Linked DNA regions of Homo sapiens: region 1 is linked to region 2. A link is a contact called in ENCODE Hi-C or POLR2A ChIA-PET data. All regions are on one chromosome and are shown on one strand. Each heading gives the region's core, a stretch centred on a gene start or an enhancer-like site at or near the end of the contact. The rest is flanking DNA. Distances are from core to core; before and after follow the strand shown.

Region 1 (3,456 bases), core at 79-2,578, 46 kb after region 2:
TTCTGGCCAGGAGAAGCTGACAGCCTGAACTGGCCTTTCTCTGGCCAGAGGGCATTTTGCTCAGCCATGGAAGGCTAACCTAAGAGCAGGTGGGATGACAGTAGGATGATGGGATGGCCAGTGCCTCCCTAACCACGCTCCCCTATGCATGCTGCATTTTCCTTCTCTGCACGCCCACAGCTGGATGGGAGGAGGTGCTCAAGTGTGTGGGAGGTGACCAGCCACATCTGCAGGAAGTTACAGGTGCCCTGGGCTGGGGCCCTGGGACACATTCCATTTCTGGGGCTGGTGCCTCCCATCCAGGCTCCAGACCAACTCCTTAGGGTGCATTTTAAAACTGGTTCTTCCAGCTATTAACCCTGCAGTTCCTGAGAGAACACACACCCAGGTGGAGCTAATTAGGGTGGGATGAGAGATTGGGACTCTAGGAATTCAGTGCCAGCCTCCCCTGCAGGTCACTCAGGAGTGGGGCCTTGATGGGCCTGCTGCAGACAGCTGAGAGCCCACATCTGTCTAATCAGGGCCCCACTCTCTTCAGGCTGCTTCAGGAATAAGTCCCCAGTCTAGGGGTGCTGGGGAATCCTGCACCGTGATTGCTGTGTAATCACAACACCTAAAGATGAAGGATTTGGACAAAGGAGCATTTATTGAGCACTTTGTCTGTGGTACTAGGCCCATTACATTCATTGTTTCCAGCCTCACAACCACCCTGTCATACAATTATGATTCCCATTTTTTTCAATGTGGAAACTGAGGCTCAGAGGTGGTAAGGTGCTTGTTTAAGCTCTCCTGCCTTTGAGCAATTGAACTGGTATCTAAAACCAGGTCTCTCAGACTCCAAATCCTACACGTAGCTGCTTCCCCTTTCAGGTTGATAAAATGATCAACCTGAGCTAGTCTATCTTGCACTGCTTCTCCTGCTTAGAGGTAATTGCGAGTGTTAGATGTTGATAAACAGCAATGTAGTAATGATGTGAACCAGTCAAAACCTTAATCCTCTCCACCTAAAATACGATCACATCACTTCCTTTTTCAAAAAAATCTTCATTGACTTCTCTACTCACCAGATCAAGTTCAAACTCTTTAGCGTACAAGACAAAACACTAAAGAGACTATGACCAAATGCCAAACTCATGTTTCCCTTTTCTCTTTCAAGAATGATGTCCAGTCTGGGAAGGGAAAAATAACCCTACTGAGTTGGAATTGGGGTCCAAGATTGGTGAGAAAGCGCCCAACAAACATGACAGAGTTTGAAGGGAGTCCAGGTCTCCTCACCCTGACCAGTGACTGCTCAGCCTCAGCTGCAGCATGTCGAGATTGCTCAACAGCTATTGTTAATCTTTCACAAACCATAACAAATGTGAGACAGTCCCCAAGGATGGAGTGGGCAAAAGTCCCAGTTTTTAAAAGGGAGAACACTTTAGATACTGCAAACTACAAACCAATAAGTGGGAAGGGGAGCCCCAATAAAATTGTAGTGCATGCTGTTAAACGGTTTGTGCCCCTTACAAATAGGAGCACAGATCTTCGAAGAGCTTCATGGGACTGCTGGAAACAAGTCATGTCAGTGTCACCTCATTTCTTCTTCTAATGGTGTGGCAGGGCGGGTAGATCAGGGAGACGTTGAGGATGTGGTACATCTGGATTTCAGCAAGACAGCTGATAAGGTCTCTTGTGACTTCCTTGTAGACAAAATTGGTTAATTGTGAGCTAGAGGTGCTTTTAAGTAGAACTCACAACCCATTGAAAGCATAAACCTGAGACATGCAGATAGAGAGTAACTCGGAGGAAGTCTCTAGTGGTAGGCAACAAGGCTCAGCTCTGAGCCCTGTGTTTTGGACATTTTTAATCAATAACTTAAAGGGCAGATGACACAGCTTGCCGGGGGTGGGGGTGGTGGGGGGGATTATTAACAGCTTGGATGCCAGAAATAGGATCCAGAAATTTAAGTGGAATAAATGGAAAGTTCTGGACTTTGGTTTAACAAACCCGTGACACAGCTGAAAGATTTTAGCTGACTAAATGCTCAATATGAGTTCATAGGAACCAAGCCACGTTAAGCAGCTCATGTTTCCCCTTTGCCTTCAGGATGCCAGATCCCTCCTTAGTGTCCAGCAGGGGGTCCTCCAGATGTGAGCTGGCTACCAATCCTGTGTCAGGCTGCAGACTTGCCATGTCCTTGAACACCTTTGCACCTCTGCACATGGTCTCATCTCTTTCTCCTGTAGCTCGCCAGCTGAGGTCCTATTCACACTTTCTTTCTTTCTGAGTCAGAATCCCTGTCCCCCAGGCTGCAGTGCAATGCCGTGATCATGGTTCACTGTGGCCTCAAACTTCCAGGCTCAAGTGATCCTCCCACCTCAGCCTCCAGAGTAGTCGAAACCAGAGGCTTGTGCGACCACACCCGGCTAATTTTTTTATTTTTTGAAGAGACAGGGTTTTGCCATGTTGCCCAGGCTGGTCTTGAATTCCTGGGCTCAAGCGGTCTGCCTGCCTCAGGATTCCTATTCACTCTTTACAATCCAGCTCTGCTGCACCCCTGAGCTTCTGGAGATGCCACAGAACACTTGTCTGTGCTCCTTTGTGGCACTCACCACGTTTTGTTAAAATGACCAATCGCCCTCCTTGACAGGGTTGTGTGCTGCTTGAGGGCAGGGGCTGTCTCATTCACGTGGAGGTTCAACACATGTCTGTGGAATGGGTTTCGCTGCCCCAAAGCTGATTCTATCTTTTGCTGTGTTTGCATTGGAACAATGGGCAGAAATGATTTCCTAATTCTGCTTGCATGGGGTAGGTCAGACAACTTGGATGTGGGTTTTAGTTCTGGGTCTTATACTTCAAATGATGCAGGGCAGAGTGATCCCACGCCAGGGCAAGCTGGGTGCTAAAGGATTTAGGCGCTCTATCACAAGAGGAACAGGAAAAAAGAAGGCTTAGGTGGGGATACGAGAGCTGTCTTCAAACATCTGGGAGAATGTCCTGTGTTCCCTCACCGTCTAAGGCTCAGGGACTTCTTCCAGAACAGGATGGAGCCCTGGACACACAACTACACACACAAACAATTGTCACAGAGTGGGAGGCAGGATAAAGTGGTGAGTAACAGCCTGGCCTGAGACACAGGCTCACGCATCTGACACTGGCTGAGCCGCGCACTAGCTGAGTGGCCTTGGGCATGTTTTGTAACCTCCTTGACTGTTCCCTTATCTGTGAAATTGAGATAAATGTACTACCCACTTCATAAAAAGATCAAATGTGATAATACTTGAAATATGTTTAGAACAAAGTTGGCCATATTCAATAAATGTTAGCTTAAAAAAAAATCAGAGAGTGTGTCATCCCTCAAAGCCTAAAGGAGTTCCCTTCAGAGGCTGCAGACACCAGATTCAGAACCTCGGGACTCAGCTTCTCAAAGGTGCTTTTCCAGATTCCCACACATCCCTGATCCCTGAGCATCTG
Region 2 (3,661 bases), core at 1,138-3,637:
AGCCAAAAAATTAATTTGAAAACACAGGTGTTTGTATGAGGGAGTACTTACTCGTGTGCTTCTGCTTGTTCACCAAACTATAAATGATATCAGCAGTTTCCAAACATAGAGTGACACAGGTTGTGAATGGTGATGGAGATTTTTTCAATTGTGGCATTTTAATGTTCTCAGAACCACAAAGATCAGGCAGTGTGATGTAAGAAAAAGCATTTGATTGAAATCAGGAATTGAGGTTCAGGCCCACTTCTACCACTTTCTTGCTACCACTATGGTTGTGTCTTAGGTCTCTGAGTCTCAACTTCCAGTTTTATAAAATGAGGATAATAGCCCCCATTACTTCACAGGGTTATTACAAGAATCAAATGCACTAAAGCATGTGAAACTGCAGTAGGCTGAAATATGTACCATGCAACTAGGTATACTGACAAATGGGCAAGCAGGTAGCCCAGAGAGGTTAAGTAGTTTGCCCAAGGTTACAGAGCTAGGTTGATTTCTTTTTTTTTCTTTTTCTTTTTCTTTTTTTTTGAGATGGAGTCTTGCTCTGTCTCCCAGGCTGGAGTACAGTGGCGCGATCTCGGCTCACTGCAAGCTCCACCTTCCAGGTTCACGCCATTCTCCTGCCTCAGCCTCCTGAGTAGCTGGGACTACAGGCGCCCGCCACCACGCCTGGCTAATTTTTTTTTTTTTTTAATTTTTAGTAGAGATGGGGTTTCACTGTGTTCACCAGGATGGTCTCGATCTCCTGACCTTGTGATCCGCCCGCCTCAGCCTCCCAAAGTGCTGGGATTACAGGCGTGAGCCACCGTGCCCGGCCTAGATTCATTTCTTAAATGGCTTGAACCCCCATAGTAGTTCTTCCTTATTCTCTCTAGCTGGTTAGAAAAAAAGCGGGGAGGGGAGGGAAGTGCCCTGAACTGGAGTCAAAGTAGCAGATGATAGACAAGCTTTCCCTAAAAACTCTCCTCCTCAAGAAGTAAGATGAACACTGGGATCTTCTACCAACAGGTTTGCACCCCTAGCCACCTCGATGTTAACAGGTTCTGTTCCGTGCCCCAGCCCTTTTGCTTTGTTTTGTTTTAGTCTCAGCAAGCTACTTACAGGCTTCTTTAAGTGGTGTAAAAAGCAAGGGAATTCAAAGCTGTAAAAACTTGAGCCTTGTTTAACCCTCTGCCATGATGAAGGACTTAACAAGGGTCTCCTATGGTGAGCTCACTCCAGCTCACGGGTGGTTGCAGAAAGGGGAATGTTAAGAGTGTTGTGATGCTAAAGCCTCTCAACTTTCTCAGGCCTAAGAGACCCCTAATGGAACTCAGATATCTGATTTCAGTCATTTAATAGCCCTTGAGATGGTGAAAAGACTGTAATGGAAGCTAAGTAGGGTGGTAGTACTTCCATGCCAGCCAGCTCAGTTCCATACCAGAACTTGGGCTAGTGGAGATTTGACTTCAGAAATGTAGATATTTGGCCTTTAGAAGACTAGTTTGTCTTCCTTTAAGGAGAAGAATATGGAAGATTTGTCTTTAGAAATGTAGATGTTTGGCTTTTAAAAGAATAAATGGTTTGTCTTCCTTTAAAAATAGGCTTTTAAAGACACAAGTAAGTTTTAATTTGAGTGTAATTGTAAGGAGGCCACTTTCTAGTTCGTTGGAAAATATGTGTTCAGAAGACAATGTAGTATCAGTTTTTGTCTGATTTTTCAAGTGTTGGTTTCCCTTTTGGTTGAACAGCAGATCTTTCTCGTATATGTGTAATTCTAAAGGATTGTACAGAAAATTAAGGGAGATCTAAATACTTAGATTTTTAAAGTTTATCTGGTGAACTCTGATTTTGGTGATGATAATAAATGACTGCATTGAGGATAATGCATTTCATTGTTATATCCTAATGAAGCTTTAGGGTCATCTTCGCCTCAGAATATTTTGGGGGAGGTTGTTTTGAGAAGATAACTTCTTCAGCTAAAAATGAAAAGTCACCAAATTTTCCTGAAAGTAGACTAGCTCAGTATGACCACAGAGCATTTAAAGAACCATCCAAAGGACAGTGGGGGCTGTGAGGGGATCTAGTTTCTGGTTTAGGATTTCCATTTTTGCTTAGAATCCATTGTTCTTTCAGCAGCCAGGAGCACATGCAACCTGAAGTGTATTTTTTACTTTAAAACTTAACTGTGACTGTCACTTCATTGAAGACTCTCCTAAATTCACAGAACGAGGCTGAGGTCAGACTCTGACACCCTGCTTCTCTCAAATTAACTGTCCCAGCTTCCCAAGAGTTGCTCTCTAATAACTTTCTTGGTTTAACTTCTTAGTGTTTCTCCAGACTGAATTCCTGGCTTGCTCACAGAAGAAGGTCATGTGATGCTGAATCTGAGCCGCCTTGTGTTAATGGAGCGGTCTGCTCAGTTGACAGGCAGTCTTGCTGGGGAGCTGCAGCAAGATGCTTCTCTGGCGGGCTGGGTGTTTCACACGTCATTCATTTTAGACCACGTGTAGAATTCTTTGACCCTTAGGTCTATCTGGAAAAGAAAAAATAGCCATACTTTTTTGGAGGGCTGGCTGCTGGGTCGTGAAGGGCACTGTGTTCTCTCAGGTGTTCATAAAGCTTGGTGCATGTGCTTACAGTTGGTGGCAGAGATGGTCATGAGCTGGTGTGGTGCTGCAAGCTCGAGCTTCCGGTAAGCCTTCTTGAGTTCGACATGTGTCCTCTCTGAGGGAAACCAGCTTCAGTCTCACCTTAATTTGATATCAAAGATGCCTGCATTCACAAACTTTCATTCATCTTCATCTTTTGACATTTGGAGACACCATTAGGGAGCAGCCCAATATTTAGTTTAAAGTACTTTACATAAAGACTGGGAAGCATCCACCAGCAAAAGCCCAGATGGAGAGGGGAGGGGTGGTTCACTTCTTGTCTCTGCCACATCACTCAATCTTGTAGAATATTAGGTTTCTCATTTGTCAAAAGAAGACAGCCTCATCAAGTTTTAAAGGTGCATAGTATGTATAATTTTAAACTTGAAGACCGGGCGCAGTGGCTCACGCTTGTAATCCCAGCACTTTGGGAGGCCGAGACGGGTGGATCATGAGGTCAGGAGATCGAGACGGTGAAACCCCGTCTCTACTAAAAATACAAAAAAATTAGCCGGGCGTGGTGGCGGGCGCCTGTAGTCCCAGCTACTCGGAGAGGCTGAGGCAGGAGAATGGCGTGAACCCAGGAGGCGGAGCTTGCAGTGAGCTGAGACTGCGCCACTGCACTGCAGCCTGGGTGACAGAGCAAGACTCCGTCTCAAAAAATAAAAAAAATAAAAACTAAATAAACTTGAACCCTAACATTTTGTCTGTGAAATGGACCTGGTGAAGTCTATGTTATGATACAGAGCTAGAAAGAAATAGTGGTGTACTAGTGTGGCATCAGCAGGCTGCAGTATTGGAAGCCATTTGGAATTTACGTGTAGGCTACTTCCCAAAAGGAGTAAATCTTTGATGCTTGTTTGACTGATGTTTGAATGCTGTGATTCTAGTATGTCTTTAAAATTTATGTTGGGGATAGGACTAATTCTAACCAAATACAGGTAATATAGACTGTATCGTGTTTTTTATTGATGTAGATATTTCTGTTTTAGGGAATGTAACATCTGATAAATATGAATCTGTTATGAATTACC

Evidence for each region. A loop is a pair of places that touch in the nucleus more often than their neighbours do. ChIA-PET counts read pairs that join two places held with the same protein, here RNA polymerase II (POLR2A). Pooled maps may share reads with other maps.
Region 1: a pooled map shows a loop between it and region 2 (1.9-fold over the local background). The contact joins two enhancer-like sites. A Hi-C loop is called at or near these places in 1 of 50 pooled maps. POLR2A ChIA-PET finds 5 or more read pairs at or near these places in 4 of 52 experiments (A673, BJ, PC-9 and 1 more).

What each region holds. Positions count from the first base shown.
Region 1 is chr6:108,712,888-108,716,343 of GRCh38, forward strand. No RefSeq gene overlaps it. Among named protein-coding and RNA genes, the nearest start is that of LINC00222, 37 kb to the right of the region's middle. Within about 2 kb of position 1,329, at least 3 of the 41 ENCODE cell types and tissues checked have a DNase peak (open chromatin) inside an H3K27ac peak, as active enhancers do.
Region 2 is chr6:108,665,829-108,669,489 of GRCh38, forward strand. All of the region lies in intron 2 of FOXO3 (forkhead box O3), which reads left to right. Among named protein-coding and RNA genes, the nearest start is that of LINC00222, 84 kb to the right of the region's middle. Within about 2 kb of position 2,388, at least 3 of the 41 ENCODE cell types and tissues checked have a DNase peak (open chromatin) inside an H3K27ac peak, as active enhancers do.